Regions from separate parts of the Homo sapiens genome. Here region 1 is linked to region 2. A link is a loop called in an ENCODE intact Hi-C map of the cell type or tissue named here. Cell type or tissue: breast epithelium. All regions are shown on one strand. Links, peaks and the distances in the headings refer to the core of each region. The heading gives the core; the rest is flanking DNA.

Region 1 (4,411 bases), core at 162-4,161, 70 kb after region 2:
GACTAGCTGTCTAAGGGCTCACTGTATGTGAGCTAGATTGTGTTTCCTACTGTGCTTTTAAAGGTGACAAGCTTAGCTCTGTGAGTGAGCTAAGAGGTTGATTGATGCCTCTGACCAAGTGCTACAGCTTGCAGGATGCAGTGGTAACACCAAAATCCTTGTCATTTGCTTTGTTTTACTCCTGGGTGGTCAAGCCATGCCATTTCTCTTAGTATTCCTCATTAAGTGAGACCACAGTGGACTTCCTGAGAAGTTTTTTAGAATGGTAGTGAAGTCAGATAACTGTTTCAAGTTCGTTTTTCCCCTCATAGAAACTGTGAGTCCAGGAAAATCTTTATCTGGTGCTATGCTACTTTGGTAGAAGGGGAGGTGGGGGTGCAGTCAGAGTGAGACCATTCCTCTTAGCCATCAAATTTAGATTTTGTTTACTTCTGCACACCACACAGGTGTCTCAGGCTTGTTTCCAGATGCTGAGGTTTTCAAAAGGATGTTCTGTCTGTAGATAGTCGCTAGTTGAAAGTTCTGTTGGAGCAATGGGGGTCAAGGTTTTTTCTTTGCCACATTGCTGACATCCTTAAGTTTGAATTAATAATGATTTTATTTTAATGTCAACTGAATAACTGATATTTATTTTTTAAAATATTTTTTAAGAAAACATCTGAAATCACAAGCAGGTTCATCATGAAAATATAAAAAAAAATTATTGTTAGTCATGATCTATGAAAGAAGCAAAATATCATTTTTTTCCAAGTATTTATGATTGCTGTCTTTAAGGTTTTTTTTTCTATTATTCATAGTGATGATAGTTTTGACCCAAATATGATTTCAAGTCTTATTTGCAAATATTTTAAGGCACAACCAGGCCTGAATGTATTTTCTACTGCCCAATATAGAAGCAAATTTTGATTAAATCTAAAAACTTTTAATAATGCTGGAAATGATTATATGCCTTGCATGTAGGAATTTATTATATGCTATGTAATCAGTATATTGGAACCCTCATTCAAATAATTATGCAAAACTGAACTTTATTTAAATAAATAAATAAGTAAACTTTTAAGGTGAGGTTTCACTTAGTTCCAGAATTATACTTACTGAAATATTACTATATTTTAAAATTTGCTATATATTATAATATTACTTATACTGATGATACTGATGGTTATGAAAATAAATAAAATATATTTATGGATATGTCAGTGTGACTCCAGTGATTTATAGTTGTGTTTGTGTTTTTTTTTTCTAAAGGATTTGAACAACTTGCAAATACACCATGCTGGACACACTAAGATAAGCAAAATCAAGTAAGACCATATGCAAAATTGTATAATTTTTAATTGCGAAGTTTATTGCATTTAAAGCACTGAAATAACTTTTTAAAAAACATTTTATTTCACATACTTTTTCATATTCTTATTAAAAACATGATCTATTCATTTCAAACAGACTTATCCTGAAACTGAATATATAGACGTACTTTATCTGGAGAGACTCTTGCAAGTGATATTGAGCACTATGGTAAAATAACTTTCCAATATTTTATGTAATTTTAATTGAAGGAGGATATACATACAAAAACTTTAAAGAAGTTATTGCAAATGTACAAATTGATGGATTTTCATTAAATGAATTATCCTTATAGCCATCAGCTATATCAAGAAATAAAGCATCACTAGCCCCCAGAAGCTACCCTCAGCTTCCCTCCAAGTCACTAAAATTCTCCAAGTTGATAATCTTTCTGATGTTCAACACTAAATACTTTGTATATTTGTGTATAGTGTGCAAGATGGAATTTTACTGTATAGATTATTTTGCATCTGGCATTTTTTATTTAGTGAGATATCCAGTCAATATTAATTTTCATCATTGTTATGAAATATTTTATTATATGAAAATACAAAAATAGTGTGGGTGTGTGTTTGTGATCTACTACAAATGTGTAGTTTTCAGGGTTTTTTGGCTATTGTCTAACAACATTGGCTATTGTCTTTTTTATTTTATTTATTCTAGTGTTTGTGTACTAAAATTTAATCGTGATTTTATCTTGAAGGTCTCTGTTGACTAATGAGGTAGAGCATGTTTTCCTGTGTTTTAGCTGATCCACTTTGTAGGCATCTTTTCCAGTGTTTGCATTTTTGATCTCTTGAATTGTCTGACTGTTATGGGTTGAATTGTGTTCCTCAAAAATTCATGTGTTGAGTTCCTAGCACCCAGAACCTCAGAAAGTGACTTTCTTTGAAAGTAAGGTCATTGCAGATGTAGTTAGGTAAAATGAGGTCATACTGAAGTAGGGTGGGCTCTAATATAATATACTTGATGCTTTTATTGAAAGGGAAAATTTAATTTCTGATACACAGACACATAGCGAGAATACCATGTGAAGATTAAAGAAGACATTGAGATGCCTTAGCAGAAGTCAACAAATGCCAAACATTGCCAGCCCACCACCGGTAGCTAGGAAAAAGACATGAAACTGATTTTTTTCCTCATAGCCTTTAGAAGGAACAACCTTGTGACACATTGATCTTGGATTTCTAACCTCCAAAACTGTGAGACAATACATTTCTGTTGTTTAAGCCACTCTGTGGTTATTTGTTGCAGTTGTAGCAAACTGGTGGACTGTCGTTTATTGATTTGTAAGAATATTGTATATATTCTGGATATGAGTTATTTGTCAGTAATATAAACTGTAAATTAGTCTGTGATTTGTCTATTCATTCTTTTAATGGTGCCTTTTGATGAATAAAAGTCATTAAGATTAATGTAGGTTAAACGTTCATATTTTACTACATGGCTTATATATTTTTGTCCTGCCTAAAAAATATTTGCTCACTCCTAGATCATAAAGATCGAAATATATTTTCTTCTAGAAAATAGTATTTGTCTTTTATATTTAAGTCTACAATGCACTGAGAATTGAGTTTTGTAAATACAATGATGTAAGAGTCACGATTTATATTTTTGGTATTTAATTGGCTCAGTATCAAAAATAAATTCTTCCCCATTTCAATATATATCACATTTTTATGTGACTCCGTAAGTCACATAAAAGACTCCATAAGCCTTTTTCTGGCATTTTATCATATTCTTCTTGTCTAGGTGTCTATTTCTGAGTTAATTGTATATTATCATATTTATTATATATGTATATTTTATAATTATATCTGAAAATAAAAGTTCTTCAGCTTCTTTAATACTTCTGCAAGATTTCTCAAACTATTATTGGCTCTATTTTTCATATAAGTTTCAAAAACAACTTATCAAGTTTTGCCAAGAAACCTGCTGGGATTTTTGTTGGAGTTGCATCAAATCAATATATTAATTAGGAGAGATTACATGTTCACAATACTGACTTTTCCCAACCTTGAACCTTGAATAGTGTACTTGTTTAGAGAGTCTTTAACTGACAGTTTTTACATTTTGTAGTTCGTATTGGAAGGTTATTGCTCGTCTTCTGTTAGATATGTTACTATGTATTTTATCTTTCTAATGCTATTGGAAACATTTCATTTTTATCTTCTATTTTCTATGTTTTTCCTTATAGTGAGAATTACATTGAATTTTTGCCCTTGCTAAATTTCCTTACTAATTATTATGTATCTATAATTTTGAAAAATCCTATATATGCTATATGTAGAAGGAGCAGTTTTATTTATTGCCTTCCAATCCTAATGCCACTGTCTTTTTAAAAATGTCTTTTATTATCACACGATGACTTCCAGTACCATGTTGATAGACCACAAAATAGTTTTCAAAATCCATAAAATTTTCTCAGATTAAAAATGCATGTAAAATTTTTTTAGTAAACATTCTGTCATTTGCTTTCATTCACAGTGCAGTCATTTAAAATAGTATACCTAGTAACCTTGGCTCTTCACTCCCCAATCATTCTGCAACTGAACACATACTGACTTCCTCTATCCTATTTCAGTGACACTATAAATGCTACCTGCCACTCTCTAATTTGCACTCTATTGTATAATTTTCATTTCAATTCTGTATTGTATCTGTAATCCTTTTGGAAGTTTTTGTTTATTGCCTTGTATGAAGCCACTCATAGTGTTTTTTGACATTAGTTTTTATAACAGGAGTTTTGGAGTCAGGAAAGGCTTATATTTGTGTCTATAAGGAGTTTCTTATTTAACCCTTTCAAATTCTCTAATTCTTTAATACTTTTATCTTCTAATATATACTTACAAGACTTTTGTAGGAAAGAAATACATGTAAAGTGCCTAGTACATGGCCAGGCACATGACAAAGGGACAATAAATTATAGTTCTTTGGCATATCTATGTCTATCCTTGTGCTCCTCAAAATTAGGTTTTCCTGCAGGTTTTCTTTTAGAAATTTGTTCTTCTCATTCTAATCGCCTATCTTGAGTAATATCTTATTGTTACCTTTTAAAATTCAG
Region 2 (4,411 bases), core at 278-4,277:
ATGAATCTATATTTGCCTTTAATTTCACTCTGCCTATGGACACTTTAGTCTAAGCATATGAATTATACAAGAGTATCACTTTTCAAAATACATAAAAACAAATAAGCTATCCTCCCCTTGGTCTGGCATCTTTTCTACCTCCCTGCTAATCCTCTCATGCGCACTTCTAGAAAGACTGCTTTATGCTTGCCTCCTTTACCTCCGCAGATACAGTAACTTTTCAATGCATTGTTCTTGGCCTTTTTATTTTCTGTAAAGTGTTCTTGCAAATATACCTGATATGGTTTGGCTCTGTGTCCCCATCCAAATCTCATGTTGAATTGTATCTCCCAATGTTGGTGGAGGGATCTGGTGAGAAGTGACTGCATTATGAGGGCAGATTTCGCCATGCTGTTCTCATGATAGTGAGTTTAGTCTCAGGAGATCTGATGGTTTAAAACTGTATGGAACTTCCCCCTCGTTCTTTCTCTCTCTCCTGCCACCATGTGAAGAATGTGCTTGCTTCCCCTCCACCTTACACCATGACTGTAAGTTTCCTGAGGCCTCTCAGTTATGCTTCCTGTTAAGCCTGTGGAACGGTGAGCCAATTAAATCTCTTTCTTCATAAATTACTCAGTTTCAGGTAGTTCTTTATAGCAGTAATACTCTGGGGCATACCTAAGTCTATATATATAACTAACATGCTAGAACAGGTCTAGAATTGCTTTGGTAGATAAATGAATAAATTAATATAGGGTGGACATTTGCCTTTTTTTGGTGAACTTTATACTTTGGGCATATACAACATTGCAATACAATTTACTAAAGAAACAAATCATGGTAGATATTCACTTTACTAACTTTACTTGTAATTCAACAACAAGCCTATGATATTTTCTTTGTCAGTCAAATAAACCCACCCCAAATTGAGTTATTTGAAGGAGAATGAATCATGCAGATGAATGGTGTGTTATATGTGTCATGAGCTAAATCTCATTTTCAGAGATAACATTGGCAATGAATCTAGGGCAGTCTCTAAAATCCATTGTCTGTTGGCAGTGCTAACTTTGAGTTCTTAAGGTAGTGGAGGTTAAATATCCTTTGGACCATGAATTCTTTGCACTATGATAAAAGGATAAATTAAATCCTAATTTGGGGAGACTATTTTGATGATATCTATTCAAATTCATGTCTTTTGACTCAACAAGTACACACCTATTTGATTGTATTATAGATTTTCTTGCTCATTAGCCACAAATAAAAATAATTTTTGTTTATTGTTTAGCAGGATTCTAAAAACAGCACATTGGTGAAACAGTGGTAACTATATATTCATAATACAGAAAAATACTATGGGTCTCACAATCTGCTATCAAAGGTGTGTATTTATCTGGAGTCTCAAATGGCAAAATAACTCACTTCCAAGCTCGTGTAGGCTGTTGGTAGAATTTGTTTTCTTGAAGCTCTGTGGCTGAGGGCTCTGGATCCATAAAGGTTGTCAAATGGAGGCCACCTTTAGTGCTTAGCCATTTATTTTTTCTGCCACGTAACCTTTTTCGTAAGCAGACCCTCACCAAAACATCTCAGTTTGCTTCTTAAAGATCAACAGGACAAGGAGAGCTAGCAGAACAGTTTTACACAGTGTAATGTAATCACAGATGTGACATTGCTTTATGTGTGTCATATTCTGTTAGTTAGAAGCAAGTCACAAATCTAGTTCACATTCTAAAGAAGGGGATTACACAAAGGCTTTAACACCAAGAGATTGAAAACCTTAGGGTCTGTCTGCCACAACAGAAAGAATCAAATATTAAGAGAGAAAAATATGTTCCATTTGCATATAGCACAGAGTGCCTAAAGAAAATACAGAAATGTGTTAATATTTATACAGGATGGTGATATATATAACTTAGTAAGTAAAAATCTGTACCAATTGCATTGCATTTTCAAGGGAGTCTTAAATAACATAAAACATTTGATGACTAAGTACTAATGAAGTAGTATTCCTTGACTGTGACTTTGTGCCAATAATAAAATATTCCTTTCTCTAGGCTAATTTATTACTTATTTTTATAATAAAATATATTCTGTGTAATCAAATTGAAAACACATATTTTCAAACTAGTGATATGAGTGGATATGGTGACATTTTAATGGAGGTTACCATGCTTTATATAATTTAACCGAGGATATAATCTTATTATTTGCATTACAACACCAATCTCAGTCCAATAATTATGGAGTGGCATTATTTGTACACCTCCAGATTGTCACTGTTTAACCCCTCTGATGAAGTAATCAAGTGTCTGGTTTTCAATATTGTTTAAAATACTCTTAATGTCTCTAGATAGTGGAAATTAGGTTAAGCTGAAGCATCTTAAAGCTTCATAACACCAAACAGATGTTCTTAAAGCTTCATAACATCTTAAAGCTTCTTAACACCAAACACTATGATCAGGAGGTAGTGGTTCATTTCCACCCTATTTCCTCTTACCTTTCATGAACTCCATTCAAACATATGCATGTTGCTGAGATATAGTATGGTGCTTAATATCGCTGGGGAAGGAAATAGAAAAATAATAACTACATTGCATTGAAATATGTGCAAGTAATAGTGTTCTAATAAAGGTGTAATATATTTTGTTGAATATAGAAAAATTGTGTAGTGTAAAACATTTTCCAAACTTTCTGTCTATTGTATTATATTTGTAAGATTTAAACTGATGCTCCTTAGACTGTAAAACAAATACTGCCTTTCAAAAATAACTAAAATAATTAGATTGTGTTTTCAGATGAATTTTCTGGTGCTCATATAATTAAAAAATAGTCCAATAGAATAAGAACTTCCAACTGAAAAAGAATAAAGGCATTGCCTATTGGAGTAACATATATACAGCTGTCTCTTGAGTAAAATACTGGAAAATAAAGATGCAAGTACCTCAATGACATAATACCTAACATTTTCTAGCACATTATAAAATGTAGTCTACAATTACGTGTATTATTATTTATCTCCTGCAATAATGTAAGCTTTGTAAATGTAGAAATTTCTGTCTATATTGTTCTCTGATATAAAACTACTGTTTAGAGTAGTGCTGAATACAGGGTATATATATATATGTAACTTTTCCTAAAATTTCTAGATAGTTGCAAACTTTACAGTTTTAATAGTTTGTTTTTTAAAAAGCATAATTTACAAAGCATACATGTATGCCCTTCCTTCCTTCCCTTTCTTCCTTCCTTTCCTTCCTTCTTTCCTTCCTTCCTCCCTCCCTGCTCGCTTGCTTTCTCTCTTTTCTTTTCATTTTCTTTCCTTCCTTCCTTCCCTCCCCCTCCCTCCCTTCATTCCTTCCTTCTCTCTCTCTCTCTCTCTCTCTCTCTCCTTTTATTTATTTTTTTTTTGTGAGACAGGGTCTCATTCTGTCACCCAGGCTAGAGTGCCATGGTGCCATCTTGGCTCACTGTAACCTCCACCTCCCAGGCTCAAGCAATCCTCACACCTCAGCCTCCTGAGTAGCCTCCTGAGTAGCCGGAACTAGAGGAGTGTGTCATCACGCTGGCTAATTCTTGTAATTTCGGCTGGTCTCGAACTCCTGGGCTCAAGCAATCCACCTGCCTCTGCCTCCCAAAGTGCTGGGATAACATGTGTGAACCATCGTGCCCAGCCCAGCACGTATTCTTTTTAAATACAGCCCAGGTTTTCCCATCTACAGTTATTTGATGTTATGACTTGTTCAAATAATCAAGTTATTCTTAAATTTTGTTTTCTTTTTCATCTAAGCAAAAGTTTATGGATGTTATATCAACTACATTTCATGTGGGGCATGCTTCACTACTATATATATTTATTGGTAATTGGGCGACAGAGTGAGACTTCATCACACAAAAAAATCTAAATCTTTAGTAGTGTAATTTAAAAACAAGAATTTTATTTCCACACCAGCTTGAAGTCTGTGGTTTTAAAACAATTTCTTTTTAAGGTGTGCTTTACCTCAAAACTGGGAGAGTCTGTCTTTTATCTCAAACAAAACTACATGGAGAAAAGGTACTAAAGAAAGACAAATGCATTAGATAAATATTTTACCGTATAGTTGTCAGTAAACCAACTTAGAATTATCCTGCAGGGATTACATAAATAAATAAATACATAAATAAACAAACAAAATAAACACCTTTATGAACACTCCGACTGAGTGGAATATGTCTATATTCTTATAACTGCTTCAGTTCTAAAAGCCGGAGACACAGGAATCATTAAGAGGGGTTGAGTCAAGATGGCGGCCTGGAAGTAGCTCCTGCGCGCTGCTCTCACAGGGAGGAGACAAAGGGCTGGTGAACACTGACCCTACAAGCTGATATCTAAGAAACCGTGTCGGACTCGATCAAGGCAGCAAGCCGACACAGAGAACAGAGAGGAGTGCAGCTGGGCAGC

Evidence for each region. Hi-C counts contacts between places; a loop is a spot of excess contacts. Peaks named below come from ENCODE experiments on the same cell type or tissue, not always from the same donor. Only the 100,000 strongest peaks of a DNase experiment are listed, where the experiment ranks them.
Region 1: it touches region 2 in a loop (13-fold over the local background); 2 of 110 quality-filtered maps call a loop at or near these places.

What each region holds. Positions count from the first base shown.
Region 1 is chr21:19,965,426-19,969,836 of GRCh38, forward strand. It overlaps LOC105372745 (a long non-coding RNA gene), which reads left to right. Exons shown (of 4, transcript XR_937603.2): 2 at 1,249-1,304. Among named protein-coding and RNA genes, the nearest start is that of LINC01683, 68 kb to the left of the region's middle. In breast epithelium, for the core only: no CTCF peak of the experiment used is centred there; no DNase peak of the experiment used is centred there.
Region 2 is chr21:19,895,550-19,899,960 of GRCh38, forward strand. It overlaps LINC01683 (long intergenic non-protein coding RNA 1683), which reads right to left and starts at 4,206. Exons shown (of 3, transcript NR_146910.1): 1 at 4,152-4,206; 2 at 2,474-2,535. LOC105372745 (a long non-coding RNA gene) reads left to right here and starts at 4,235. Exons shown (of 4, transcript XR_937603.2): 1 at 4,235-4,411. In breast epithelium, for the core only: no CTCF peak of the experiment used is centred there; no DNase peak of the experiment used is centred there.